4 separate regions of the Homo sapiens genome follow, and regions 1, 3 and 4 are each linked to region 2. The links are chromatin loops, found by intact Hi-C in ENCODE. Cell type or tissue: IMR-90. All regions are shown on one strand. Each heading gives the region's core, and the rest is flanking DNA. Links, peaks and the distances in the headings are about the cores only.

The links. Peaks named below come from ENCODE experiments on the same cell type or tissue, not always from the same donor. Only the 100,000 strongest peaks of a DNase experiment are listed, where the experiment ranks them.
Region 1: a loop joins it to region 2, with 5 times the contacts of the local background. A loop is called at or near these places in 37 of 110 quality-filtered maps.
Region 3: a loop joins it to region 2, with 12 times the contacts of the local background. A loop is called at or near these places in 46 of 110 quality-filtered maps.
Region 4: a loop joins it to region 2, with 4 times the contacts of the local background. A loop is called at or near these places in 12 of 110 quality-filtered maps.

The regions. Positions count from the first base shown.
Region 1 is chr5:73,294,865-73,302,578 of GRCh38, reverse strand. No RefSeq gene overlaps it. Among named protein-coding and RNA genes, the nearest start is that of LINC02230, 39 kb to the left of the region's middle. In IMR-90, for the core only: a CTCF peak has its summit at 3,437; DNase peaks (open chromatin) are centred at 3,728 and 5,618; H3K4me3 peaks cover 955 bases; H3K27ac peaks cover 1,255 bases; H3K27me3 peaks cover 605 bases.
Region 2 is chr5:73,447,524-73,455,237 of GRCh38, reverse strand. FOXD1 (forkhead box D1) reads left to right here and starts at 6,461. Exons shown (of 1, transcript NM_004472.3): 1 at 6,461-7,714. The coding sequence starts at 6,876. It overlaps LINC01386 (long intergenic non-protein coding RNA 1386), which reads left to right. Exons shown (of 5, transcript NR_126410.1): 5 at 919-1,048. RefSeq lists a silencer at 3,652-3,861. In IMR-90, for the core only: CTCF peaks have their summits at 3,766 (motif pointing right), 4,287 and 6,459 (motif pointing left); DNase peaks (open chromatin) are centred at 3,767 and 6,447; H3K4me3 peaks cover 1,648 bases; H3K27ac peaks cover 1,046 bases; H3K27me3 peaks cover 847 bases.
Region 3 is chr5:73,079,709-73,087,422 of GRCh38, reverse strand. It overlaps FCHO2 (FCH and mu domain containing endocytic adaptor 2), which reads right to left. Exons shown (of 26, transcript NM_138782.3): 23 at 5,441-5,640; 24 at 4,598-4,662. Among named protein-coding and RNA genes, the nearest start is that of TMEM171, 37 kb to the left of the region's middle. In IMR-90, for the core only: a CTCF peak has its summit at 4,124 (motif pointing left); a DNase peak (open chromatin) is centred at 4,122.
Region 4 is chr5:72,916,456-72,924,169 of GRCh38, reverse strand. No RefSeq gene overlaps it. Among named protein-coding and RNA genes, the nearest start is that of FCHO2-DT, 36 kb to the left of the region's middle. In IMR-90, for the core only: a CTCF peak has its summit at 3,288 (motif pointing left); no DNase peak of the experiment used is centred there.

The sequences.
Region 1 (7,714 bases), core at 1,116-6,115, 150 kb after region 2:
GCTTGTATTAAGTAGGAGGCAGATAAATAATGCTTATTATTATTACTCCTCAAGAGTCTCCTTCCTTCCTTCCTTTTTTTAAATTTTGGCCTCTTCAGTGTTCATCCTGGGAAGGAACTGTGCAAGTTGGCGCTTCGGGCTTGGTATAAAAACGGCTCCTGAATTCCTGCCCAGTTGTAATTTCCTTGGGGATTTTGAGAGGGGCTCTTCAACGTTGCCAGGCTATCACGGCCCTTTTGTTTGCAAGAGAGCAGTGAGTAAATTATATCTTGGGCTTAGCAAAGCAAAAAATAAACACGATGACAGTAGGACTTTTCGGATGAGCTATTTCATTTCTCCTTTGTATTTTTTTCTTGATCGTTGATGGTCCATTGCAGACTAATGCAATGCTGATGTCTTAATATTAATGTTCGGAGCTGAAGACAGTCATTTGCCTCGTGCTGGTGGGGCGACTGGGCAGGGTTGGGAGCGATCATGAGGCCCAAGTGAAGGCAAGGAAAGATTCTTAGTGTCACTTTCTCTCCTTTCTCCCAACACCTCATGTCTGAGTTCCTGGACAAAACATCTTCCAGATTGCGGGTGAATTTAAACATCGCAGCTTCTTCTTTCAATCATAATTTTCTGCTTGAGCCAAAAGCTGGAGTGTCCTCTTGCACCTGGATTCCCCTCTGCCGCGGTTGAAATGGGAGCGTGTAACTCTTTATATGTGAGACGTTTATGGGCCAGACACTGGCATTCCAACCCCCTCACCCAGGGCACTTGCTATAAAATATTGAAGGCGAGCAGAGGCTATCCTTGGAGGGAATGCTGGTGATGCCAGGCTCATAAAAACCAGCCTTTTAAAAATGAGTCCCTAATCAGGAATTGCACGCCCTCTCCCTCTCCAGTGCGCTCTGGCCTGGCAAAGCCCACTTGGGAAAGTAGGTGCTACTGAAAAGAGTCACTAGCCTCTACCTGTGGGACTTCTGTCTCCAGGGTGCTTCCAAAATCTTTCGGGACTCTGTGTTCAGGACTAGAACTCTTCATCCACGGGGCTCCAGTGCAACCCCCTCCAACCCCCATCAGGATCTGAAGGCAAGGAGGACCAGCGTCCAGGACCCGGTTTCTGCGCCCCCAGGCTCTGTAGAAGTTCTGGGAAGAAGTTCTCATGGAAGCTGAGGGGAGGGAGACGCACGTCGGCGAACTCTGGGCCTAGCCAAGTTTCTATATTTTGAAGGGAGAACCATGTACCTGCCCTTGGCCTCACCTGAAGACAAACACAGGAGCAAAATTAAGCAGCGGAGCAACTTTCTGGAAAGGAGCTTAGGGAGAGAAAGCTGGTGCGAAACCGAGTGCGCGCTAGGCGTGTGCACCCGGGGAACAAGGCGTGCCCAGGGGTGTTCGCAGTGGCGGTGGGATGGATGCCCGCGCCACCTATGCGCAGTTATTTATAAACTCATTGTGGGCATCAGGGTACCCACGACGCCGTTCGTGTCGTTCGTTCCCTTCCTCCTGGAAGGGAAGAGCAAACAAAGCAGTCCTTGGCAACGCTCAACCTCTCTGTGTCATACATGTGGTTTTCAGTGTAAATGAATTTAGTAAACGCCAAGGCAACAACCCTGTTTACTTGTTTCCGTGTAGAAAGGTTAGCTAACGAACCCGAAGCCATCCTTCGCGCTTCTCTTTGATTCCGTCTCAGATTTACGGGCTTCTCCTCGGCTACACGACTCCAGCCATCGCCCCCGCTCCCTTGGCCCAGGCAAAGAGAGCCCTAGGCTCCGATTCCCGCCGCAGCTCAGAGCAAAGCGATTGCAGGATTTATCAACCCCCCTCCCAGGACCTCGGATTTCATCTCTTTCTTTTCCCCCTGCATGTTCAGTTTGTTTTTTCAAGACCTAAGCAATTTTTAATGTACTCTATACTTCCCGCTTAATCCTCATCGTTTATTGTATAATTATAGTTTCAAAGTGATTATGTAATTAAAATCATGTTTCGTTGCAGCAGGACTTCAAAAGGGCGGCAGACCCCCGCTCTGGCATTATTTTCTAGTGATGTAATAATTTCCCTGTGATATTTAAAATAAACACATTAGTCCAAGAATTCTAAACATGTCTCAAAGTATATAGTAGGCTTGATTGGCACGAGGCTGGGTTGTAAAGAAATGGTAAAACCTATCACTAGTTTAATATATTTCTATGCTCCCATGCAGGGTAAATTATAGGATAATGGGGCGCAGGCGATGGTAAGCTCTGTTTATATAATCCATTTCTTCACACGAGTTCCCATTGCTTTCCCTTCCCTTTGCTGTATGTGGTGGTTCTCTGATCCCCTGACCTCAGCCATGTGTTTTCACTTTTTCTTCTGATCTCAATTCCATGACCAGCGGGGAATAAAATACAAATTGAATAGTAACCATTCACAGGCCGCTCTTTTCAAACTGTTGTTAAAACCTCTTTGTCTTGTCTAGCGGTTGATAGATAAATGTGTTGTGTTTCGCCTGACTTTTTTTTCCCCTTCTTCCTCTTTTTTTTCCCGTGGCCAAGGAAAAAATAACCCTCCTCAGCCCAATTATGCTCTTTAAAAATTAAAACCCACACCTCCTTTCAAACCCTCTCCTGCGCGTCCCGCTCTCCCCGGTCTGCCCATTGGTTCGGCGGCTGTAGGAGACGCGGAGGATTCCACCACGTGAAATAAAGAAGCGGCGGGAGCCGAGCACGGCTGGGGGAAGGCGCGGTGCCCCCGTGTGAGGTCTGCGCCATTGTCCGGCGGCCTGAAGGTTCATTTAACATCGAACCTGTATCGCCTCTGATGTCCTAGCGCAGCGCCGAGAATCGGCTCCGAGGGCTGGGGCCGCCCCTCCTAGGAATCGAAGGGGGCAGGGGGTGAGGAAGCCTGGGAGAGGAAAGTTAAAATGAAAAATAAATCTCCTCCGTTGCCCGCCTTTTTCTTTTCATATCCAGACTTGCCTTCGGGGCAAGGTGGACAAGAGGCCGAGCTGTTTTACAGTTTTTCTCCAAAATGAGAAACATAATGGCTCCTGATTTCTGGATCTTGCCTTTCCCAGATCTCTCTCCTTTCTACTTCCTCGGCTTCTTCTTGGGAACGTAAAGGCAGAAAAAACTAATTGTAGAAACTCCTATCCCGCGGCCCGCCCTCCTTTTCATCAGAGCTTCTTCGGGGTCAACGGCGCGGCAGCGTCTTTGTTACTCCACTGCCAACGCCCGAGGGCTAGAGGGGCGGGATGGGAACTTCTCCTGCGGGCTCGGGACCCACTGTTTCTGCCTCTCCAACGGCTTGGCTGTGTGAAAGCGAGCGAAGGTGTCATTCCCGGGAGGGAGAAGCGTCGCCGCAGGGTGACTGGGAAGCCCTTTCCTTGGGCGCGCGGAGCCCAGGGCGCACGGCTGTGCCGCCCGGGTTTGCCCTCGGAGCGCCGGCGGGCCGGGCGGGGGCGCCTAGCGGTGGCAGCCGGGAGCTCGCGGCCGCCAGGGCCACCAGGCTGCTCGCCTCGTCCGGGTAGGGTTTCCTCGGCGGCGCAAACCCCCCGAAATCCTCGAGGCCGCTTGACAGCGCTCTTCGCCATCGGCCCGCGTACCTGTAAACTGAGCCCCGCTCACATGCTTCACATTAAACCTCCGTGCCCGGTGCCTTTTCTCTTTTTTTCCTCCCAAAGAGTTCTTATAAACTTCCCTTCGTTTATGTAGCCTGGTTTTCATTGCTCCGGTTTTGCATGGGTTGCCTTTGTTTAGTTTATTAACCCACGGGGTTACTTTAACTAAACATTTGGGCTGAATACTTTGGGGTCGGATTTCAACGTTTTCTAACGAAATTACTGAGTTTTTTGAAGCTGCACAGAGAACGCTGCGTTGGGTTTATTAGTCAATTTAACAGACTATAAGGGAGGAAAAAAATGCACTCAGGACAGTCCGGGTTCGTATCCACTGGGCGGAAGCAGCTCGATAACCCTCGGGTCGGGGCTTTAACCGAGCGAACCACGCGGCGCGACAATTGGGGCGCGCTTCCAGCGGCAGCAAAGCGCGCGCCCCGGACCTTGGGACCTTCTCCGTCCCCCAGCACCCCACCGGCTCCTCAAGGCGCGCGCCCGAGCTGCCATCGCTGCACGGAGTTCCGACCCGGCTCCTGGCCAGGCCCGCACAGCCCGCCCGCGCAGAACAGGGGGACACGGGAGAGGGCGGGGCCCTGAGACTCGCCTGTGCGTCCCCCGCCGGGCCGCTCCGGCGTTTTGTCCCAGCTCTCGCCACGCAGTTCGGTGCCAGCGACGGAAAGGCACAGGGGCCCCCGGTGGGACAATTCATGGTAAAGGAGTCCTGGTGGAATCTGCCAGAAAGATTAAGGACGAATGGGCAGCCTTTGAGAGGGGCAGGGAGCAAGCTGGCCACCCCATCCTGGGCTAGGGTGCGCCCCGGGCCCACCTGGAAGCTGTGGGGGCTTTGTCCCAAGCCCAAGGAACATCTAGGCAGCTGGGAGAGTTGGACGCACTGCGGGGTGCGGCCCACCCTCCGAAAAACGGCAGTTCCAGGCAGAACCGAGACACCCATCGCCTGCTTGGCCTAAGTGAGCGGGAACGACCGAGATAATCCAATGACGATGCTGCTTCCCAGGTCGGCTCTACCTGGGGCAATGACAAGGACTTTTCTCCACAGTTTCCTAATCAGCCACCACCAACCTCTTTCCCTACTCTCTCAGACTCTCTTCTTTTCCGCAGGATTTTGGCACTGATGCCAGCTGAGAGAGGACCTAGCCAAAACGTCCTTGACCTGTAGGCGTCTGGGATGAAACCGAGAACTTTGTTATGTTTTTTCGGTGTAGGTAATGAAGTGGAATCCCAAACAGAAAAAAAACCTTCAACTATCTGGGAGATAGAGGGTAGAAAGGAGTGAAACATTGAGGTTTCTGAACACCTACCCCGGGCTGGCCACCAGAGCTTCATGTGGGTGAAAAGCAGGGTGTCTGCTACAACAAGCAGCCACCAGGGCTCTGGAGCCCAACCGTTTAAAATTGAATTACAGCAGGTAGAACTGTATATGCAAGAAGTTCAAAATTTGAAAGATATAAAACTATGTAACAGAGGCTCCCAATTCCCCTCCCTAGTGGGTTCCCCTCAGGCTCCCACTTCCCCTCCCTAGTGGGTTCTTGTAAATTGTTCTAGAGAAAATTGAAAGCTTTTGCAAAAGGCTTACCCCGCTTCTTTCCTTGCTCTGCTTCCACCCTCTGGTACCCCCTGTTCATTTGACTCTTCAAAGCCTCCAAGAGGGCCTCCACCTCCTTAGAGGCTGACATGTGTGTGTCCCCCTTTTCCTAGTAGTGCTCTTGAGGCCTGCTAGCTTGTCAAACTCAGCATAGCTCAAAAGGACTCCTCCGGGTAAAGGCGCAGGCCAGTCGCCTCTCCCTGCTTATTTTCCAAGTCCATGCTTTGCCTCTCCTGTCTTTTTTCCTCCATGTCCTATGTCCCTTCTGTAGGCCAGTCCTCAATTCCTCCTCATTTGGATCACTGGGACAGCCTGCCAGCCAGCCTCCCGTTCTTCCATTCCCTTCCCTCCAGCCCACCCAACACTCACCACCACAGCGATTGTCTAAGGCCAACTTGATGTCCCTTATCTCACCAAAAGCCTCTGTGGTTTTCCCTGCCTCTGAGTCACCAGGCTGCAGACTGCTGATTGAACAAGATCCCACCAGATCCACTGCAGAAGTTTGGTCATGGCCCCGAGCCTGTCTGACTCGGACCTCCCTGGGATGACCTTGGCTCCCATGCCAGTTCTCTTGCCCACCTCTCCTGTGAGCACTTGTCTGTCTCACCTTCTCCAGCAGTCTGATTCCTCTGGCTCGCCTGCCCCCAGACCTTCTCTTGAACCTTCTCATGCCTGGCATCCCCTTTTCCCATCTCCGCTGGTCAAAATCCTCCAAGGCTTTGCAAAACGCTTCCGTCCCCTGACTCTCACAGTAATTTGTTTGCTACCATTGACGCAGATGTGTTTCAGAGTCATTCCGGTGTTTGCCCTGTTTCCTCTCCTAGATTATAAACTTAATTCCTCGCGCATACAAAACAAGCAATAATGTTTTCCTTAACTTAATAACATCCCCCTCACTAATCCTCTTTTCTCCACCCCTCCAAAAAAAGAAAGCAAGAAAAGTCCAATAAATACTGAAGTACCTTTCTCTTTCCTAAATCTAAATACTCGTTAATATTAGTTGTTAGATTCTCACAAAAGTAAATCTCACAGAGGCATGCCTTATTTACAGGATTAGCCCCTTTAGAATACATATGCATTTAAAGAGAACTGGTTATTTTAAGCCATCTCCACTTTACTCAGGGAGGTGGGGTGAGGGTGGGCCACATGGGCTGTTGTTCACGCAGTGGAAGAGTGAATGGTAACTTAGGGCTCCATTTCTGACAGGTTTTAGATGCCTGATGAAAATGCTGTCCCTTTAGAATGTTCTACATATTATCTATAGCTGAAGGTCTGGGCGACTATCCAGATTTCATTTCATAAACATTCCTCCTCATACTCCCTGCTCTTCAGGGGTAGGGAGGCCGACTCTGCAGCAGAGGGAAACCTCTCCCAAGACCCCTGCATCTTTCGGTCTTTTTTTTTTTTGGTCCTCCAATTTTCATGAGCACAGCTTCACATCCCTAGCCTATTGATCTGAGCCACTGTGGTGCCAAGAAGTGGAGAAGAAGTTTGAGCCCCTCCCCATAGACTCCATCAGGAAACCTGAAATAAAATGTAATGGAAGTAAAACTGTGTTGGCTGTGCCAGTGCATCCATAAGCCCAACATATTTCCCGTCAGCCACATTGCTGTCCTTAAGCCCCTTTGAGAGCTGCCACTGGTCTGACCAGGTTTTAAATGCCTGACAGTCCTTTGACAGTCCTGTTTTGTAGAGAGATTTTATGAATCTCCACTTGCGCTACTGTAGGGGGCAGAGTGACAAAGGTAATTCATTTTCTACTAGTACTTGCTGCTCACCAACTACAACATCAAACACCAAGCAGGTGCTGGGGATGAGGCATCTTGTCCACTGCTGTGTGGGGGCTGCTGTGGACAAGATGTACAAAGGCCCTGCTTTCTTAGGACTACCCTTCCTGTTAGAGGGACTACAGTAATGTATTTTAGGCTTAACCTCATGGTACCCAGTCTCAGCTGATGGAGAGAACACTGAGCTCAGAGTCAGCCTTGAGCTCCTCTAGTCCATCAATGCTCTTTATGTTTCTAGAATGATTTACTTGACCTCACCCATCAGTTTCTCACCTCCTTTCTTGGAAGGTTTCTGAGACTAAGTCAATGTGCACCGAGATCTTCTAAACATGAAATATTCAGATGATTGGGTCTGGAAGTTTAATTGTGATTATAAAAGGAAATCTGATCAGTTCTGTGTAATAGCAAAAACAGACACACACACTCCTCTCTCCTACTCCCCACCCCCAAGAAAAAAACAAACAAACACCCTGGAAAGAATCTGAAGTTAAAATAAAAAACAGCTGGCAGCGGGCCCATTGTGTGTGATGATAATTAGATAAATGTTTTCCAAGTATGGGATGATCTTATGAAGACAATGGTTAGGAGAAAAAAAAACTTAGGACAGAATTTAGTGAATCAGTGATTCCTGCTTGCCTACAAAGGATTTAAGTGACATACATGTCTCACAATCTCTAATTTGGTACATTTTATTTATTTATTTCATGCATCCTGGGAAACATATCTTTGGCTAAAAGAGTG
Region 2 (7,714 bases), core at 1,524-6,523:
CATGTTTAGTACATTGAATTATTGAGAAAATACTGTATGTAATTTTCTATCTGAACCTTTCTCTTAACTTTAAGATTTTCTCAAGTTATTAAAACTGTTCACGGACCTCGCTTTAGTGATTGCAAAATATTCCATCATGAGAATAATATATTTAATCCCGAGCATTTAGAATGTTTCTATTTTTTTTTTTTTGCTTCTTAAAAAAAAACTGCCGCAAACATTTTGAACATAAATATTTGCTCATATTTCTGGTTATTTCCATAAAATAGAATCTTAGAATGAAAGGATTCAAGGGAACGGACACTAAGATACAAGCTCTGTTTTGCCAAATTGTTTGCTGAAAGGTTTGTACAATTTTATAGTTCCACAGGCAGTGTGTAATTGAATTCCTACCATCATGTTCATCATCCTCATGTAGTTTGCTAATCTGATAGAGTTTTCTCTTTCCTATTTTGCATGTCTCTGAAGAGTAGGGAATCATTCATTATTTGTATTTACTTTTATGTAAATTTTGGGTTCAGGCCCTTCCCAGTTTTTTCTGCTCTGGAAGGCTAGCCGACCAAAGCTTTCTAGCAAAGGTGCTCACACGTGCCTCTAGTGGAAGGTTTTGAGAATGCCTTCTTGCAAAGGGGTGTATGTACCTGACTGCAACCTATGACTTGCAGCCTGGTGTCAGATGGTGGTATCAGGTGAAGTGCCACACTGAGTGTAGACAATGAGGTTTCAGTGTGTTTGCATATGCGTAACAGACAGGTGATAGTTCAGTCTCAGTTTAAGCCTGGAAATCAGGCAATAGTGTGTGTGTGCGGGTGTGAGACAGAAAAGGTTGGTCACCAAATACCTTTTAAATACACACACAAAATTACAACTTATGACAAGACTTTCTCATGACCTCATAAACATACTTTTCATTTTCAGTGTGACTTGTAGACAGCTGCATCCCTAGAGTTACTTTAGAGAGCCCTGTCGTTCCCAAGCAGAGAGATTTGTCTGCACAGCCAGCCTCTGGGTGAAGTACAAATGCAAAATAAATAAATGCCTTCTTCTAGAACAGCAATATTATTTTTCAATTCTTCTTATAACTAAAAATACTAAGTCTATTTCCAGGAAATTATTAGACAATGTGAACAAATACCAGAAGTTTATAGAGCTGCAAAGATGTACTCAGGAGAGTCTGGTGTTGAAGTTAGCCCCCAACAAGAGGAGTCCTCTCTGGAATGGAAATATGTGTATTTTTCAGTTAAATTCATGATAAAAAATACTTTTTGAGCTTTGGGGTACAAAATCTAAACATGTGCCACTACAAACCACTTAGATGCGGAGCTAAGTAAGTCTGTGTGTGGGTGTGTGTTAGGATGGGAGGACCAGTCCAGGTTAACAATGTAAGGAAAATTTCTGAGTCCATGTAAATAATTTTGGTGTTATGAAACACAGATTTGGACTTTTGCTGACATTCTGAATTCTTGAGGATTTCTGAGCCCTGCTCAGGCCATGAAATGCTTGTTTAAGGAATTGTCGTGCAAGCACAAGCTGCCTAGTGGGACCTAGAGGCCACTAAAATATCTTCTTCACAAAGGAATCTCATCTCCCAACCACACCCTCTATAAAAGACCCACCACTGGAACCTTGATTAAGGTGGTATCAAGAGGATGCCCAGGTTAAAATGTACCCATTCTTGGGAAAGGCACCAAACACCGTCAGCCAGTAACAGCTTACCTCAGACTTATTGTCAGACCAAATAAGAGCTGGCCTGAAGAAGCAGGGTGGGGGAGGAAAGAGGCTGGCCCATGGAGTCCTGCCTTGGGAGAGGCTGCTGACCTGGAACAGGAGGACAGAAGGCTCTGCTCTGTCATGGCTGCCTCCATGAGGCTTAGTAGCAACACCCAGAATCTGTCTCCTCAGCCATCACATGGAGATACCCACTTCACCCGTTGTTGAAATTAGCTTGGCGCATGGGAACCAGCATGAGTGGCAGGTAATGTTACACCACAGGAGAATGCTGAAGTGGAGTGCCCTAGACAGCCAGAGAAAAATTTTAGATCATCTTGGGGCTCCCAAGGATCAGGACAGATAAGGAGGGGGACTAAGGGTGTAAAAGCATGGGGTGGGAGTAGGGATGATCACAAATTTGTCCAGAAATAATTCTGGAGGAGTCCCGACTTATGCCTTTTTACTGAAGGTGATGTGCAGAGTCTGAACCTGAAAGTCTCAAAATTGTGAACAAGTTGAGGTTTCAAATCCAGAAGGGCGAATCCCCCTTATGTTGTTCTGTCAGCAGAAACCGTCCCCCCTCACTTCCCCAATGTGTATGCTCTGTTAAGACAATGGGCTTCCTTTGAGGGCTTCTGGGGTGAAAAAGATAGAGGAAAATGAATATATCAAACATTTTATCAGTGTCTACTGCATGCAGAATAGACAAAGAACTAAGTGAGTGGAGGTTCAAAAACTAACAGAAAAAGAGAAGCAACCCAAATGTCCACCAATGGATGGATGGATAAACAAAATGTGGCATATACATTCAATGGAACATTATTCAGCCGTAAAAAAGAAGATATTCTGATACATGCTTCCACAAGGACGACCCTTAAAGACATTATGCTAAGAGAAATAAGTCAGACACAATGGACAAATGTGATTATGATTCCACTCAGATGATGTACCTAGAGTAGATACATTCATAGAGACAGAAAGTAGAATAGTAGTTGCCAGGGGCTGGCGAAAGGTTGGGGGGAGTAGAAAGATGGTTGGGGAAATGGGGAGTTACTTTTTAACGCGTACAAAATTTCAGTTTCGGATGATGGAAAAGTTCTGGAAATGGATAGTGGTAATAGTTGCACAACAATGTTAATGTACTTAATGCCTCTAAACTATACACTTAAGATGATTAAAATGGTAAATTACGTATATTTTACAACCCTACTCGCCCCTTCCCCTACTACCCTAGTAAACAATAAACAACTCAGAGCCCAGGTTTTGGCCCCCACACTCTTGATTTTAACAGGAATGGAAATGCCTGTAGCCCCAAGGAAGGACAGCGAAGGCTAAATGGGCCCTGGGGCAGCGACTCCCGGCATCCCTCCCTTTCGCGGGGGCGTCAGGAGGACCTCATCATCGGGCAGAATAACTACCTACCTGGCTACCCACGGGACGGAGCACCCTCAGGCCAGGCACTCGCGTTTTCTTCTGTCTCTTTTCAGGGCTCACAGTGACAGGTACAAACACTATCGCAATACAGCCTTCTAGAATGACTCTTCAAAGGAGGGTCGAGGCGCCAGGGGAACCGCTGGGGTTGAAAACACGTTCATGTTCACGTTCATGGGTAAAATCCTGGGATGCACAAGGAATAGCCTAGGTTCCTTCCCCGTAAGTCTGAGCCCCCAGGTCTCTTCCAGCCTTCATCCCCCTAAGGAGGTCCCTGGGCTTGGGGCGCTCATGGTCAGGGGCAAAGGACAAAGGGCGGAGGCAGGGAGCCTCCCGACGGTGGCGCAGCCTCTCCGGCTCTCACCTAGCGTAATCCACGTGACCCCCGCGCAGGGGCTCCTGGAGGGCCCAAACCGCTCGTGGGGGGAAAAAGCCTCAGCCTGCAGTCCAAGGACCTGCCTCCACTACCGCCCAGTCCCGGGCCCCCGCAGCCGGTGGGAGGGACGCCCGGGAGCCGGCTGCCCACACTCGAGAAACACAGGCTGCTGGGCGAGTTCCCCGCGCGGGCCGAGCTCCCAGGGAGTTGCCGGCCCGGGCGCGAGGGCCCGCAGGTCGTCGCACCGCCGCCAGGGGGCAACTCTGCCCTACGCAGGCACCACCGGGACCCGCCGCCCGCCACTTTCCGCGTCCACGCGAGCGGGTTGCGCCGGACGGGGGTCTTCGCGTCGCTTCCCCGGCTCGCCTCTGGGAAAGGTTTTGGTCCCTTGTACCAGCTTGGGGGCGGGGAGCCGGGGGAGAGTTACCAGCTGGGGCCGAAAGCTGGGAGCGCTGTAGAGAAGGAGGCCCGGGGTAGGGGACGATGGGGGAGACAAGGGGGTCGCGCAAGACGTGAATCGCTTGAGTTTCCGCGCTCGGGGAATTTCGCGACTGCGGAGCTAAAGGTTGCATACAAACATGTAGCTTAACTAAGCAAACAAAACAAGTGGTCACATCCACATGTGGGGCTTCAGTAAAGCTCGCCTAAATCTTAGTGACACTTCTCCGTCTCTGCAGCGGTCCCTCTGGGCTGATCTTCCACTCTGACCTTCAGTAAGTCCTAAAACTTTCCCCGGAGTGGCCAGGAGATAATTCGCCACATTCTGCAAACGTTTCCAGGGAAGAGCCTCTTAACCCTTTGGGGGAAGAACTTGCGGACAAAGTTACAAACGAACGCAGTCTATCTCCCGCGCCATGAACGGAATGATGGCTGTAACCGGTCATCTAAAGTCATTAATGGTCTGCGAACAAATTCTTCCTCTCTGTTTCATCTTTGAATAACTTCGCCACACACCAACCCTCAGTGCTGCGAAAGTCATGGTGTTTATTTAGATATCGACTGAGTACTTATAAAACTTAAACTTTCCAATGTAAAAGTGAACTCCTTGGTAAGGACTCCTGGCTGCATCAACAAAGCAATGTGATGCCTGATTAATAGTGCTGATTAATGTTGGCTCAGGTTAATGCTCAGCCTATTACAGTAATTAAATTGTTCACCCATATATCAAACAAGAGTTAATGAAAAATAATTTATTTAGAACGTCGAGGCTTTCTCATAGATTGTTCAAAGACCTATGATAGCCTTTATGGGTCACTTGTAAGAGTAACTGGTGGTAGCAGTCCTCAGCAACAAAAACTCGATTTTAATAGAGGTCTTTAGATGGGGAAACAGTTTATTTCTGAGGCTCTGTGATTGACAGCGGTAGTAATGACACGTTTCAGAATGTGAAAAGTACTTGGTCGATAAAATGATATACACAAGGGCAGCTGATGGCTGTTCCTACAGAACGCCATTGAATTTTGATTCTTAGTTCTTGTCAAGGGGTCATTTTAATCAGAAAGTTAAACTTTTGGGACAAGCTCCCCTCTTTGAAATAGAAGCATTTTAGGAAATGCACAAATAAGTGAATGTGAATTCAACAAACTATTAGGATTTTTCCACTAGCCAAAATAGCTCGTTTGAGTTGGTGATAAAGATAGGTATATTTAAAAGAGCATCATATCTTAATTATTTCCACTATCTTGTCACCCGAAAAGAAAACTGAATTGAGCGGAACTTTAATCTCATAAAAAAAATTTTCATCTCACCAGAAAGGATTAACAATATTTAAGGATTTTCCAAAAACACATTTTTAAAAAGTTTATCTTAAAGTCATCTATCATTATAGTTTCTATTAATAAGCCTCAGTAGAAATATGTATATGTTATGTAATTTAAGTATTTTGAGATTACTATGCAAAGTGCTGACTAGAATGTTCCTCCTACTGAGAACTATATAGCCCCATTATGAACGAACTTCTGTTTTTTTTTTTTTTTTTTGAGGCGGAGTTTCGCTCTTGTTGCCCAGGCTGGAGTGCAGTGGCACGATCTCGGCTCACTGCAACCTCCGCATCCCGGGTCCAAGCGATTCTCCTGCCTCGGCCTCCCGAGTAGCTGGGATTACAGGCGCCGCCTACTAATTTTTTTCTATTTTTAGTAGAGACGGGGTTTCACCATGTTGGCCAGGCTGGTCGAACTTTTTAGTAGTTTCTAGGTGCAATTTTTGTGCGTGTATTTGGGTTTTCACTAAAAATTTCAATTTCTTCTCCGAATTCAATTATTACGTTCTTTATTCCCATGACATTTGTCAGATCGTCTCATTAGAGTGGCTTAGTTTAACTGTCAAGTCTCTAGGGCATTCAATCGCAGAGAAGTGAGTAAAACGCCAGTCTCACAGCGTTTTTATTAACAGATGGCGGAAAACAAACGTCTTTGGAGTAAAACCGAAGAGAATGGGTTAAAGGGTCAATAAACAATTATTATCGTGCTTAAATTGGGGGGCTTCGCATCAGATCCAATGGGGGGCCGCTCGCCCGATCTGGAGGGGCTGGACACCCCCAACCGACCCCAGAGCGTCCCCCAGGGGCCACCTCAGAGGATGGGGTGGTTATCCCCCGGCTGGAAGGCTCCTACAGGCTGTCGAGGGGTCAAACCAGAGTGTCGCGGGTGTGCTTCTGAGGTTAGGGTGGAGGACTAATTGAGGAGGCTGGGAAGTCTAACTCGTGCAGCGGCCCTCGGTGCAGACAGCCGCGTAATTCGGGCATCAGCCTCTTTGGCAAGAAATAGTGAGGTCCCCTCTCCTCCCCACTCTTCTCAGCTGCTGCCTCCCTCCTACGGGTGAATTTTCTCTCCCGAGAAGGGCTGATTTCCTAGGCTTGCTTTCCTTCCCTCGGCAGCGCTCTGACGTGCACACCATGTGACAGGCCCCCTTCTGCTATAAGCCGAGGAAGGTCCGCCCTCTCCTGGACTCAGCCCTGGCCTCGCCGAGCTCTGTTCTTAGACTCTCACCCGTCCCGCACGTTCCTGGGCGCCTGGCGTTCTGATTCGCCCGCCCGGGCCCCGCCACCCCCTCCTCAGCTGACGGGGCAAAAGCTGCTCCGAGAGGAGAAGGTCAAGTCCTCCGCCCGGGCCGGGCGCGAGCGGAGCCCAGGGAGCGCAGCATCCGCGCGGCTACCGCGGCGGCGCAGGAGTTATAAAGTCGGCGCGCGAGACTCCGCCGCCACCCGGCAGCCCCGGCGCAGCTCCGGCAGCCGCAGTCGCAGCGCCCCCAGCGTGGCGCCCCCCGGCCGGGCCTGCCGCCCGGGACCCGGGCTGGGGCGCAGAGGGAGCCCGGAGCCCGGCGCCCCCATGCGCCGCCCCGCCGCCGCCGCGCCACAGCTATGACCCTGAGCACTGAGATGTCCGATGCCTCTGGCCTCGCCGAGGAAACAGACATCGACGTGGTGGGGGAGGGCGAGGACGAAGAAGACGAGGAAGAGGAGGACGACGACGAGGGCGGCGGTGGCGGGCCCCGGCTGGCTGTCCCCGCGCAGCGGCGGCGGCGGCGGCGCTCGTACGCCGGGGAGGACGAGCTGGAGGATCTGGAGGAGGAGGAGGACGACGATGACATCCTGCTGGCCCCGCCTGCTGGGGGCTCCCCGGCGCCCCCGGGCCCGGCCCCGGCGGCGGGGGCAGGAGCCGGTGGGGGCGGCGGCGGCGGCGGCGCGGGCGGCGGCGGGAGCGCGGGTAGCGGCGCCAAGAACCCGCTGGTGAAGCCGCCCTACTCGTATATCGCGCTCATCACTATGGCCATCCTGCAGAGCCCCAAGAAGCGGCTGACGCTGAGCGAGATCTGTGAGTTCATCAGCGGCCGCTTCCCCTACTACCGGGAGAAGTTCCCCGCCTGGCAGAACAGCATCCGCCACAACCTCTCGCTCAACGACTGCTTCGTCAAGATCCCCCGCGAGCCCGGCAACCCGGGCAAGGGCAACTACTGGACGCTGGACCCGGAGTCCGCCGACATGTTCGACAACGGCAGCTTCCTGCGCCGGAGGAAGCGCTTCAAGCGGCAGCCGCTGCTCCCACCCAACGCCGCGGCCGCCGAGTCTCTGCTGCTGCGCGGCGCGGGAGCCGCAGGGGGCGCGGGCGACCCGGCAGCCGCCGCCGCGCTCTTCCCGCCCGCGCCCCCGCCGCCCCCGCATGCCTACGGCTACGGCCCCTACGGCTGCGGCTACGGCCT
Region 3 (7,714 bases), core at 1,442-6,441, 370 kb after region 2:
TATCAATTTTCATTAAGTAAATAACCCATGCTTTTCTTTGACTCAATACTAATCTTCAGAGATGTTAACTACTGGACTCCTATGCTATATGCATGTTGAGGCGAGTCAAAAGAGAAGAAGGAAGTAACTGAGGACAGCCCAGAGAAAAACCCTAGGAGGGATATAGGTGGCATAAAGTTAAAAAAGAAATGACTACTGAGTAGTAGAAGAAGTAAAGATGGAAAGGTAACTACGGTTGGGAAGAGTTGTATAACATTGCTATTTTCTATTCACTTTTCTTTTTAAAGTTTTACTGGTCTAACATAATGCCAAGTAGGTATTTCTGAGGTGTTTTGTTTCTAGTATCATCACCATTTATTCAGTATACTTCAGTCTAATGGAATGGCAGGAACAGTAAACCAATAATTATAATGAATATTATAAATGCTGTAAAGGAGCTCTGAGGAGCTACAGGCACAAAAGCACCTATCTCAGCTGAAAATTATAAATGGTGGTGGGGATGATGGTGTGTATTTTAGGCAGAAGTTACCAAAGATACAGAGACAGAGCATGATGCATTTAACGAAATAGCATCTATATCAGATTAGCAGGAGAACAGGATACAGGTAGAGGGGAGTGGCAGATGAGACTAGAGTGGTAGCATGGGCCAGGCCATGGTAAGAAATTCATGATGTAACCATGGGAAGTCACCAAAGATAAGGAAGACAAGAACATTTCAGATTAGTGTCTCAAAAGGGAAGAGAAGCACAAGATGCAAGGTTGGGAGACCAACTGCAAGTCAAAACAGTTTAGGACTCTAGATGATAGGAAAGGGGGATCTGAACTAGGGCTAATAAAAAGGAAAGATATTAAGAAAGTTATTTGAAAGATATTTAGGAGTTGGAATCAAGAAATGAGAAAGGAGGAGTCTAGGAGGGTTCCCAGGTTTCTGGATAGAGCAAATGGACAGAAATGCTAGGTACTAGCAGTAAGATCCTGTGATCCCCTGCACAGAAGCTTAACACTACACAGAGAAATGGAGAATAGGATGTCACAACATTGATCCAACTTGTATTATTATGCCTGGAGGCATAGATCAGTAGTGGAGATGAACTGCTGCCTTATTCTTAATTACTATCCAGGCCCTCAAACTTTTACAATTCTTGATAACCAATTTGGTTGTGCAAAAGTTCTACCATAGACCAAGAGCAACAACCTTGACAATCACCTTAGAAATATTTCCTGTCCCTCTTCTGAGTACACAGTCAGCAACAGAAAACAGATTTCTATTTTACAGAATTTTTTGTGTTTTTTTTTTTTGAGACAGAGTCTCTCACTCTGTTGCCTAGGCTGGAGTGCAGTGGCACGATCTTGGCTCACTGCAACCTCCGCCTCCTGGGTTCAAGCGATTCTCCTGCCTCAGCCTCCTGAGTATCTGGGATTACAGGCGCACACCACCATGCCTGGCTAATTCTGTATTTTTAGTAGAGACAGGGTTTCACCATATTGGCCAGGCTGGTCTTGAATTCCTGACCTCATGATCCACCCGCCTCAGCCTCCCAAAGTGCTGGGATTTCAGGTGTGAGCCACCGTGCCCAGCCTATTTTACAGCATTCTTATTTATTTATTTATTTATTTATTTATTTATTTATTTATTTATTTATTTTTTGAGACAGAGTCTCCCTCTAAGGCCCAAGCTGGAATACAGTGGTGCAATCTTGGCTCACTGAAACCTCTGCCTCCCAGGTTCAAGCTAGACTCGTGCCTCAGCCTCCTGAGTAACTGGGACTACAGGCACGTGCCACCACACTTGGTTAATTTTTGTATTTTTAGTAGAGGCAGGGTTTTGCCACATTGTCTAGGCTGGTCTCCAACTCCTGGCCTCAAGTGATCCACCTGCCTCAGCCTCCCAAAGTGCTGGGATTGCAGGAATGAGCCACCATGCCTGGCCTTGGATATTCTTTTCAAAGGCTTGACTAACCACATCAAAAACCACATTTATAAGATTTTTCCATTTCCTCACAGAAACACCTGATACCTGAATAGCAGAGGGAAACTTAAAATCTGGTTAGAAAATTTGTATCTCATTTTTTTATTTTTTGAGACGGAGTCTCTGCGCCAGGCTGGAGGGCAGTGGTGCGATGTTGGCTCACTGCAACCTCCACCTCCCGTGTTCAAACAATTCTCCTGCCTCAGCCTCCCGAGTAGCTGACACTACAGGCACGTGCCACTACATCCAGCTAATTTTTGTATTTTTAGTAGAGACAGGGTTTCACCATGTTGGCCAGGATGGTCTCGATCTCTTGACCTCACGATCTACCTGCCTTGGCCTCCCAAAGTGCTGGGATTACAGGCATGAGCCACTGCACCCAGCCTGTGTCTTATTTTTGAGAGAACAAATTTCTTTCTTGTTAATTATTTACAATAGTATAGTTTCATTATATTGGGGAAAAAGATCCTTTTGTCCTTCTAAACTGGTTATAAGCCCTTAATGCAAACAGGATTGCTGGTTTACTTCAATTTAAACTAGGAATTTCAGCTTGGCTCACAAAAAGCTATATATTAATAGCTAGGGTTAAAGTCAATGCAGTTGGCCAGCTGAAAGTGGGCAACCTATAAGTACCAAACAGCAAAAAAGAAACTGAAGATTTGCTTGGTTATTTCACCCAATGTATGGCTCTCCAGTAAAAGTCTTATTCTGCATGGCAGGTGTAAATGAATAAACAACACAGACATATTTACGGTCCTTTCTACAGAAATATCTATGAGAAAAGCTACTGATATGTTTTATATTATGCTCAAAATATTCAAAAAGAAAAAGCTCAGCAACATTTGAAAAGCCAAAAAACCTATCAAATAGAGGAGTTATTGGAGACTAGGCTGAGCATGGTGGCTCATGCCTGTAATCCCAGCACTTTGGGAGGCTGAGGCTGGCAGATCAACTGAGGTCAGGAGTTCAAGACCAGCCTGGCCAACATGGCGAAACCCTGTCTCTACTAAAAATACAAAAATTAGCTGGATGTGGTGGTAGGTGCCTGTAATCCCAGCTACTCGGGAGGCTGAGGCAGGAGAATTGCTTGAACCTGGGAGGCAGAGGTTGCAGTGAGCCAAGATCATGCCGCTGCACTCCAGAGTGGGCAACAGAGCAAGGCTCTGTCTCAAAAAAACAAAACAAAACAAAACAAAACCAAACCCTAAAAAAACAAGCAGAAAAGTTATTGTAGACTAAAATTATGCATTCAAAAGAAGGCAGAAGAATTCTCTTTTGATTAAGAGAAAATAAGACTATGTTAAAGACTTGGCTGTCCCAAGAATTACATCCTTATTGTAAGTTGAGTTATAGAAGTGATCAGCTAGGACAGCCTTTTCCTTGGCATTATGAACACAAACAGATGTACTTAGTGAGAGAAGCATAACTTGCTTCTCCTTAAAATAATCATCAGAAAATTGAATGCTGCTGATAGTTAGCTTTAATAGGGGGAAATGGACAGGAAAAAGGTTCTTTTAGAGAACTGCAGAAGGCAAGGGGGCTTTTTTTTTTTTTTTTTTTTGAGACAGAGTCTCACTCTGTCACCCAGGCTGGAGAGCAGGGGCACCATCTCAGCTCACTGCAACCTCCGCCTCCTTGGGTTCAAGTGATTCTCATGCTTAAGTCCCCTGAATAGCTGGAATTACAGGCGTGCACCATGACGCCCAGCTAATTTTTGTATTTTTAAAACAGATGGGGTTTCACCATGTTGGCCAGGCTGGTCTTGAACTCCTGACTTCAAGTGATCCACCCACCTCGGCCTACCAAAGTGCTGGGATTACAAGCGTGAGCCACTGTGCCGGGACGGCAAGGGGCTTTTTAAAGCCTGGAAGCGTCTACATGATTTCTGGGAGGTCAGGAGAATCCCGTTAACAGAATGAACTAAACTGTGTTAAATCAGTTTCAATTAGTTATCAGGTTACCTACATGGAACATAGAGTTCTATTTCTTTAAATTTACTAGGTATAGTTTCTTAATGTTAGCATGTAAATATAAGAAGTATTTACATAATATTTATAAAGTTATGGCAAAATAAATTTTTTCTTATAGAGAACACATACTCAATCTAGATGAACAAATGTGTTCTGAATCTCAGCTGGTCCATTCTAAAGGTATTAACTTCCACCTAGTGGTCATTTCTAGAACTGAGGGCATGAAATTCCAGGAGGAAACTTTACATAAACTTTCCCTTAAAAAAGGTATTGCAGTGCTTCCAGGAACGGTGCACCCATGGCCAGGCGCAGTGGCTCACGCCTGTAATCCCAGCACTTTGGGAGGCCGAGGTGGGCAGATCACGAGGTCAGGAGATCGAGACCATCCTGGGTAACATAGTGAAACCCTGTTTCTACTAAAAAAAAAAACAAACAAACAAAAATTAGTTGGGTGTGGTGGCACGTGCCTGTAATCCCAGCTACTCAGGAGTCTGAGGCAGGAGAATCGCTTGAACCCAGCAGGCGGAGGTTGCAGTGAGCTGAGATTGTGTTACTGCACTCCAGCCTGGCAACAAAGCTAGACTCTGTTTTAAAAAAAAAAAAAAAATCAATTTTCAGTGACATCATTTTATAAATAAAAAAGGACACACACACTTACCTCCATTTTCTGATTTTTCTGAAATACTAGACAATTTCCAAAAGGCTTTCATTTGTTCTGCATTCCTGCAATAAGAACAGATATCTTCAGGTTTTGTGTCTAGTATAGTACCTGATACATGAATGGGACCTCAATAAATAAGTGTATTTTAAATATTTTCACTACAACAAATATATTGCTAAGTTTAAGTAGTATTAACTGGTGAAAATGTGTTTATGATATAGTATAAACATAATGCTGTATCTTTTTCAATTAATGGAAGTTTACCAAATTATGTAATTCTTCTCATTCCTATTGGTCAGAGAAAGTAAAATGGAATGTGTATAGGGATCAGTACCTTCATTAGTCAAGGAAGACACATGTTATTAAATGATGAAGTAACTATAAAGAGCGGTTAGAGTCTATACTAATACTAACAGAGGGGACAGGAGAAGTTGCTAAGAGATGGCAGTAACTAATACTATTAAACACTAATTAGATAGGTGTTCCTGTTCCTATAGACTTGCCAGATGCTATATTTAATCCATAAAATATTTGTATTTTTTAAATGAAAAAAAAAAAAAAAGAAGTTTAGAGAGGTCAAGCACTCTGCCTAATGGTAAAGTTAGTATGGAATCATTGAAGTCTGGGTGGTACTTAGAGCAAAACTAGTTTTGTTTATTTTTGATTAAGGTTACTATGGTTTGACTAGTAAAATGAACTGCATCTTTTACAGCGTGGTTTCTATGGAAAAAGGCACAAAAATTTTTCAAACTTCTAAGAAAACTTACAGAACTTGGGTTCTAGAAGTTGGGGATTGCAACAAAAATTTAGTGGGAATTCAGAAACGTATGTTTAATTTACCATATTGCAGGGGGAAGGGACTGCATGTTCGTTACTCCTCCATCCACTGGTACCACCACCTGTATGTTGGAAAGCACACTAGGTGCCACCATAGCTTCTGGATTGTATTTATAATCCACTCTAAGATCTGTGGTGCTAGCACTACATTTCCAGTATGTTGCAAGATTCAGAGGAGTGGACTGAATACCATTTGATGATACCTTTAAAGAGAAAAGAACAAACAATTGTTTTTGGCCTGAAAAGTTAAGAAGTCATGTTAATGACATGGACACTTGAACATGTAAGTCCACAAAATCAAAAATATCTAATGAGGGGACTATCTGTTGGCAGAGTGAAGCAGACCTATCTCAAAGGAGTAAGGATCATTCTCAATGTGGGGACCTACTACTACTTACATCAAAATTGCTGTGGTGCTTGTTTATAACACACATTCCCTTAGCTCCAACTGCAGAAAATCTGATTCAACAGCTTAGGGACAGGGCCCAGAAATCAGCATTTTATGAAGGAATTCTTAATTATGCGTGTAAAGTTTGCGAATCTTCCAACATTCAACACAGAATTCAAAGATTCTTCATACATTATAAGAATTCAGATTTAGAACACGAGAAAAAAGGTCACCACGTAGTACCACAAGTTGGAATTAGAATGCTTCCAACTTCAAATGTTTAATCACATGACTCACAGTAAATGTTATAATTCCTTCAAATTCTTAAGCTCCTTGTCCAATGGCTCCTTTTTAAGGAGACCTACTCTGACTGCTCTGTTTAAATTTACACTGAAAACTGTATTTTCAATCTTCCTTACCTTAGTCTATACTTTTTCTTTTTTCCATACCACTCATTTTCTAACATAGAATATTATGATTATTATTTTGAGGCAGGGTCTCACTCTGTTGCCCAGGCTGGAGTGTAGTGGCATGCTCATGGCTCACTGCAGCCTCAACCTCCTGGGCTCGAGCAATCCTCCCTCCTCAGCCTCTGTACTAGCTAGGACTACAGGCTTGTGCCATCACACCCAGAGAATTTTACATTTTTTGTAGAGATGGGGTTTCTTTTTATTGCCCAGACTGGTCTTGAACTCCTGGGCTCAAGCAATCTTCTCGCCTCAGCCTCTCAAAGTACTGGGATTATAGACCAGAGCAACAAAGTCCAGCCCATAGAATATTACTGATCTTTACTGTCTCCCTGTCCTACTCCCAGCAATTACATGCACTGAATAATACACATCTGTTGAATAAATGAACACCTGTAAGAAACTTTAAGTCAATTTAAGTGGCAGCACTTTTTTGTTCTTTAAGTATTTTTCTAGAAACAAGCCATTTTAATAAAATTACCCTATTAAAAACTAAAAAAATAGAGAAATATAAAGTAGGAAATTTATCCCTTGGAATCCTGGCATATATCCTTCCAGACTCTTCAGGCATATGCAAACATAGATCCATGTCATTCTTTTTAATGGCTATAGTAATTAATTTCCTCCTCTGCTGATGTGTATGTACTTAGGTGCTTTCTAAACAATGCTACAGCGAATATCCTTTATGCCTTATCTTCATCCAACTGTGTATTTCTGATGATTTCTGGAAGTGGAATTGTTGAATTAAAGGTTACATCTTTCAACAATCTAACAGAATTGCCTTCTAAGAGGTTTTACTTGCATCCTATTAACAAGTGATCATAACCTTCTTAATACTGGATAAAGCGAACTTTCATTTTTGTAAATCTGATGGGCTAAAACTGACACCTCATTGTTATCTTAGTATTGACTGCTCTCATTACTACTGACATGAAGCATCTTTCCATAGGTTATTTGTCTATTGAGTTATTCACATGTTGCTTACAAATTTACAAGGGCTCTTTGGGGTAAGCCCTGTGGTTCATCTTATGTGTCGTAAATACTTTTCCCACAGATTAAATACTGATTGTGTTTAAAGGTTTAACAAAATATTTTATAAACACACACATTTATTTATCAAATATCTCATTCTCTTCTTACATGGCTTCTGGGTTTCATATCATACTTAGGTCTTCTGTACTTCAAGATTAAAATATGTAATAAATATGTATTACATATATACACACACAGAGAAATACATATACAGTTGTTCCTCAGCATACTTGGGAGGGTGGGTTCCAGGACCCCTGTGTATATACTAATCTGTGCATACTCAAGAAACATAGTTGGCCCTGTGGGACCCACATATAGAAAAAGTTGGCCCTCTGTTTATACATGAGTTTTGCATCCACAATCATTGCATTTTCAATTGGTGTTTGGTTA
Region 4 (7,714 bases), core at 901-5,900, 530 kb after region 2:
GCTGCAGTGAGCTATAATCATACCACCACACTCCAGCTCAGGCAACAGGGTGAGACCCTGTCTCTAAAAAGAAAAAAAAATTATGTTTAATATGTTTACACACAAAAAAGACATTGAAAATAATAAGCAAGAAAATAAGAGACTATATAAAGTAACCAGATTTGAAAAAGCATTAACTAGAACTTTTAGTTCAATACAATAAATAAAATTAAAAATTCAATGGAAAAATTAAGTGGAGGATTAAATAGAACCGAAGACAGAATTAGTGAACTGGAAGATTAGATATCTGAAGACAGTGAGAAAGAGATAAAAATATTAAAAAGTGGCCAGGCCCGGTGGCTCATGCCTCTAATCCCAGCACTTTGGGAGGCCGAGGTGGGTGGATCACTGGAGGTCAGGAGTTCAAGACTAGCCTGGCCAACGTGGCGAAACCCTATCTCTACTAAAAATACAAAAAAATTAGCAGGGTGTGGTGGTAGGCGCCTGTAATCCCAGCCACTCGGGAGGCTGAGACAGGAGAATCGCTTGAACCCAGGAGGTGAAGGTTGCACTGAGCCAAGATCGCACCACTGCACTCCAGCCTGGGTGACAGAGCAAGACTCTATCTATCTATCTATCTATCTATCTATCTATCTATCTATCTATCTATCTATGTATCTAAAAGTTATTAAAAGACAACAGAGTGAGGTCTAACAAACATTTTATGATATTCCACAAGTAGACAAGAAAATATTCAATGTTTTAGAAGTGAACTGGTAAAAGTTATTAATAGGTATTAATCTGCATACCTAGCAAGACCAATGTCTCCCAAGCAGGATAAATTAGAAATATTTCCACAAACAGGATAAATTAGAAGGATTTCCACACTATTTTAAGATCTTAGAAACAAAGAGAAAAGCAGATGACCTATCAAAAAAATGAAAAAAAAAATGGTAATTCTCTGGGCATGGTGGCTCACACCTATAATCCCAGCACTTTGGGAGGCCGAGGCAGGCAGATCACCTGAGGTCAGGAGTTCGAGACCAGCCTGACCAACATGGAGAAATCCCGTCTCTACTAAAAATACAAAAAACTTAGCCGGGCGTGGTGGCACATGCCTGTAATCCCAGCTACTCAGGAGGCTGAGGCAAGAGAATCGCTTGAACCCGGGAGGCGGAGGTTGCGGTAAGCCAAGATCGTGCCATTGCACTCTAGCCTGGGCAACAAGAGTGAAACTCAGTCTCAAAAATAAAATAAAATAAAATAAAATAAAATAAAATAAAATAAAATAAGGTAATTAGACTGAGGACTTACTTGTCAACAACAACAATTTAAGGCTCAAGACAGTGGAATGATATCTTCAATGTGCTAAAAGAAAAAAAATATCAACCTAGAATTATCTGCCCAGTGAAAAGATCTTTCAAGAAAGAAAGCAGAATTAAAAAAAAAATTAGGCAAGCAAAAATAGAATTTACTACAAATGGTAATATGATTAGGCTGTGTCCCCACTGAAATCTCATCTTGAACTGTAGTTTCCATAATCCTCATGTGTCGTGGGAGGGACCCAGTGTGAGGTAATTTAATCATGGGGGTGGTTATTCTTATGCTGTTCTTGTGATAGTTGTCATGAGATCTGATGGTTTTATAAGGTTCTTTTCCCCCTTTTGCTTGGCACTTCTCCTTCCAAATTGCAAAATCAACAAAAAAATTTTTTTTAATTGGGACATTATTATTCAATATTAAATACAAAACTACAGGAATTTAACTTTCAGCCGCAAAACAAATTTGCTGTGGACAGAAAACGGATTAATTGAACAGTAAATGTATTTATTAATACCACACATCCCACCATTTATGTGCAAACTTCTGGTAGATAGAAAAATTTGAAATAGTCGTCTATTTTTTTTTGGCCAGATTTGCAAGTAAGATTAAATTGGTGGCTTTGGAAGATTAGAAAAAGTAACAACGCCAAATAAAACTTTCTTCTGATAATATGAAGATTAACTGGAATGGCAATTCCTATCAGAAAGTCACAGAAGATAGCTTAGTACTGATCTCTGGTGCAGCAGAAACCCTGAAAAATAGATATTAAATAACTCCATTTGGCTGGTTGCCAACAAACACTTGAGGAGCTCCTGTCTTTATTAATCATCTTTAATTTGGGATTATGACAATTCATTCCTTTGGCTGATGAAACTATAAGACTTAACCACATTAGATAATGGGTTAAGGACTAGTGGGCCCCTTGTTCCTTCATTAACCCTGAGTGACTGAATGTCTCTCTTGTTTCTTTCCCACTCCCGATGTGTGAGCCCAATCAGAGTGGGGAAATGCTCCGCACACCAACAGTGTGCAGTCTTGACTACCATCATCAGGACTCTATGTTGTGGCATAGCAAACCTCACAATCAGACAGAAACAAGCAACCATAAACAGATATATCAGGCCTTTGGACAATAATGACCTGTATCAGTCTGATACTTGAGCTCTGTGTTGGTAACAACTTACCTAAAAACGGGTGGCAGTGACAGTAGAGTATTTTTGTTAAAGCATGGGCTCTTGAGTCACACTGATCAATTATTTGGGTTCAAATCCTGGTTTCACTACATATGACTTATTTGCTTCTCTGTGAGCCAGGAATAATAGAACTTACCTCAGAGGCTGTCAAGATTAAATGAGTTAATATACATAAAACAATTAGACATGTCCTCATTCATTCAACAAATATTTACTGAGCATTTACTCTGTTTCAGGAATTGTTCAGGGCACTGGAGATACTTAAGCAAACAAAATACACAAAGCCTCTGACATCTTGTGAAGTGTACATGCTATTTTGTTATTGTTGTTAAAAGGGAACTTCAATTTCCCAAGAACTCTCTGGGTCCTTGCTAACTCAAAGTGAGTGAGGTCCATAAACAAACAATGAGGCATCACCTGGGAGCCTGTGAGAAACGCACAATCTCAGGACCAATCCAGACTTAATGAATCAAGAGATGCATTTTAACAAGATTCTCAGGAGACACACATGTACATTAACGTTTGAAATGTCCTGTCTATATCATAAACACTGTACTTGGACTTAAGGAAATATCTTGAAGGTTTCCTGCATTCCAAGGTGAGAATGGCATTGAAATTTTAAAACTGCTCTAAAAAATGTTTTCAAGATTATTTTCATGTAAAAATGCATGTTGAAGTAAGTGACCTTAAGGGGTGGAAATATGCTTATTATATGTATATGCCTTACATTCCTACAAAATACTGTTCTGATACTAACATTCCAGGGTTAATCTAGGTAAACGGCTCCCTCTAATGGAAATATTTTGATTTATACATCACTGGGTATAGCTTCAGCTTAGAGTCCTAAGAGAATCTCAAGAAAAATAAAACTCATTCTAAGAATCTTAAGGAAAATGTGCATGCCTACAAAGGACAAATAAACGATGAGGTTTAACAAAAACAGAAATGCTTGTAAAATCCTAGCATACATGGGAAAGATTTAGTAACCTTCAATTCCTTTCTTTTCACATATAAAGAGTGGGCCTTCCAACAAGTGCTAACTTTTAAACTGTAAGGAAGTGTTAAGAAGAGAGCATCTCAGATATACTTTCCTAGTTGGGAATATGTGCCTTCAAAGTGAAAAAGTGAAAGTACTTAAGGAATTTTGTCAGTAAAGATGACAAAATTTCAATGGTAAGAACGTCAATTACTTTTGCATCAATCTAATGTATTATCTGTCCTTGTAGAAAATATTGAATACTTGAGTTTAACAACAAAAGCTCTTATACTCTTTAGTTCCCAAGAATACTGGATTAGAAATGATCTTGAGTTAACACATCATATAATAAGTGTTGTTATAAATTTGCCTTTTTAGGATGGGCATGGTGGCTCATGCCTGTAATCCCAGCACTTTGGGAGACCGAGGCGGGTCAATCACCTGAGGTCAGGAGTTCGAGACTAGCCTGGCCAACGTGGTGAAACACTGTCTCTACTATTAAAAAAAAAAAATTAGCTGGGCATGGTGGCGGGCACCTGTAATTCCAGCTACTCAGGAGGCTGAGGCAGGAGAATCGCTTGAACCGAGGAGGCGGAGGTTGCAGTGAGCCAAGATTGTGCCACTGCACTCCAGCCTGGGCGACAAGAGCAAAACTCCATCTCAAAAAACAAAAACACACACAAAAAACAAAAAACTGCCTTTTTTCCCAGTCCTAGTTCTATTGTAAAAGGCAAACTTGCTAAAAAAAAATAAAATAAAATAAAAATAAAGATATGCTGCCATTGCATAGTAAGCAAATAGGTCTTCTCTGGTGCAACGAAGTTATGTGTGAAATGAGTATGTACCATTTAAAGAATATCCATGTGCCCACCACCCAGGTACACAGATGTTCATGATTGTATTCTCAGCTCTGCTTCAAAGATGTAACCATCTTAATTTTGTATTATACATGTATACATGCATCACTATGTATTTTTTGTTTTTAAACTTCGATATAAATGGCTTCTCTTTAGTTACAGAATTGAGACTGGCTTTTTTGGCCAAGCTCTATTTTAAAAATTTGCCCATTCTTTCGGGCATTTGGGTTATTCCTTTTTTTTTGCTATTACAATGCTGATATACATTGTTTCCTGGCACATATGTCAAGTTATTCTAAGGCATATATACACTGTACATACACCTTGGGGGTAGAACATAGGTCTAGGGGTAGGCATAGGTTTTAGCCTACGCAAGTGTTCAACTTTACTGGGTAATGGCAAATTGGTTTCCAAAGTAGTTGGACTAAATCATCACTGTAAATTCCTATTCCTCCATCATTCATCCTAACAATTGATAGAGACTGAGTTTTCAATTTTTGCCAATTCAGTGAATGTGAAGATATTTAGCACCTTTCCATTTGTTTATGGGCTATCATGCAGGTTACTTAGGGGATGATTTATAGGTCAAACTATACACACACACACACACACATAAATGTATTTTAAATATATTAGTAATTTGTAAGTTCCCTTCATGTTGTACTAATTTACTCCCACTAGCGATGTGTGAATGTCTGTTTTTGTATTCCCTAGATAAGAGTATGTCCTCAAACCTCTTTCACCTTTAATGTGTGTGTGACCTTTTAAATTTCAGTTGATTGGAGTGACTATCTTTAAATCTTAAATTCAAACTAATGAACTATACATACCCATTGCCTACTTTTCTATTGGGCCATCCTGACTTGTAGTGCTTTATAGATTAGAACATTACCATTTTCTGTGAAAGGAGTCTGTCAAGTTTTTCCCAAGCTTTACTGTCATGCAGACTTTTGTTGCTGTTGTTTTTGAGACAGGGTATCATTCTGCTGCCCAGTCTGGAGTGCAGTGGCATGATCATAGCTCAGTGCAATCTTCAACTCCTAGGCTCAAGTGATCCTCGCGAACCAGCCTCCCAAAAGTAGCTAGGACCCCAAGTGTGCGATACTATGCTCGGCTAATTTTATTTTTTGTAGAGATGGGCATCTCCCTAAGTTGCCCAGGCTGGTCTTGAACTCCTGGGCTTAAGCAGTCCTCCCAACTTGTCCAACCAAAGTGCCACAACGCCCAGGTAATTTTTGTACTTTTTGTAGAGATTGGGTTTCACCATGTTGCTCAGGCTAGTCTCGAACTCCTGAGCTCAAGATCCACCTGCCTTGGCCTCCCAAGGTGCTGAGATTATAGGCATGAGCCACCACACCTGGCCTTTTAAAAATTATACTTTGAAGTGCCATAAAATAGTTTCCAAATATACTAGTGTATTTAGATGTTTAGATCTAAACTTAGTTCTTCTAAGCTGCCTATTCATGCATCAGTTTTAATTCCTGAAGCCACAATTTAAAAGAATGTCAAACTGGCATTGTCCCACACTAATTATTGTTTTAACAATTTTTCTGCCTTATCTTACTTTTTCATATGAACTCTAAAATAATCTCATCTAATTACAAAAACTTGTTGCTCATCTTTTTTTGGGGATGGTGTTTTATTTTGAATGTAGACACTACAAGCTGGTAATATTCAGGGTTGTAATCTGGCCACTTTGGCCTGTTTATTCACTCTTCATAAGCTTCCAAATTTTTTGAACAACTCAGTTTTAAAGAAACAAAGCCACTGAACTTGGCCTTGAGGAAAACAGAAGCCCAAGCTTTGTAGAACCCTAGAAGAGAGGAAGGAGATGGCCCTCATTCTACGTCTCCCATAGCCATACAGAAATCTGCCAAAATAATGACCTTCATGCTATAAATGTAATTCTCACTGCAGACAATATACATCACAATACTACGCTCCTTTGATTTTTAGTCAGCTCTCAGACTTTAATGTTGAGTGCTACAGGGTTAGTCCCTACCATCTTTAATTGTTCCAGTCCTCAGATGATGTTCTTGTCCAATGATTTGAAACAGTATTTATACACCAACTTCCAGCTTTCCATCTTCAGCCAGGTTATCTCCCTGAACTCCAACTGCCTACTCTACTTCTCATGGATGTCTCCAACCAAATGCCAGATCTTCCCTACTCTGGTTAAGGTAAACTGCACCCTTCCAGCTGCTCAAGTCAGACCAAAAGTCTTAAGAGCCATCTGTGATTCTTCTCTCCACAACCCAAATTCAGTATGTTGACAAATGTTGATTCCTCCTTAAAACATATCCAGATATCCAGCCACTTTTCACCTTCCCCACTACCACCCTGATTCAAGCCACTGATAACTCTTCCCTGTTCATAGTAGCATCCCCAAAAGGGTCTACTTGCTTCGACTCTTGTGCTATAGTCTATTCTCAATTACATCACTTTTCTAACCCAAAACCCTACAATGACCCTTTACTTCATTCAGATATAACAACTATACCATCTGGCCTTCCAGTTATCTCTTAGATCTAATCTACTCTTCTCCCTTACTCTGGGTGCTCAAATTAGAACCCTCTCATTTGTTTTACACAAACGCATTATGGTTCTTGGGACATCTGTCCTTATTGTTCCCTTTACCTGAAGTATTCTTCCTCAGACATCCATCATTTCTTCAGCTTTTTGCTCATATGACAACACCCTCTCAGACCTACCTGCTTACTCCATTTGAAAAAGCAACCTCCCCCACTCTATCATCACCTTCCATCTCCTTCTTTCCTTATGGGCACTTGCCACCATTAACACACTACTGTCTTCCTAAAAGAGAATGTTAAGCTCCATGAGATCACGGAACACTGCCTGCAATATAAGACTCAAATAACTGTTAAATATGTAATATAAAAACCTAGATTTTGTATATAAAATTTCCTAAAGTTAGAAAATCATGCTATTAAATCACAACTTACAGCACACATGACAGAATCCACTGGAGTTGGTGCTGGATATGAAAATGAGTACAATTTAACTGAAAGGTAATCTGACTAGACCAACTACCTTTGACCTGCTAGTTTCACTAAGAAATCGCTACAGATGTTTGCAAACATTTAAGCATTGCGACTCTCACTAAAACTTTATTTCTAAGAGTGAAAAATTAGAAAAAACTTCTGAATGTCCAACAACAGTAAGACAGTTGCATAAATTGCTTATAGAATAATATGTAGGTATGTCCATGTATATTAACAAACAATTCTGGATATAACTAAAAACACAAATTCACCATATATTTATATATGTGCACAGGATATTAACAGCAGTTATCACTAGGTAGTTGTATTACAATTCATTTAACTGTTCACTTGTCTTTCTTAAAATTGTTTCAAGTTCTTCAA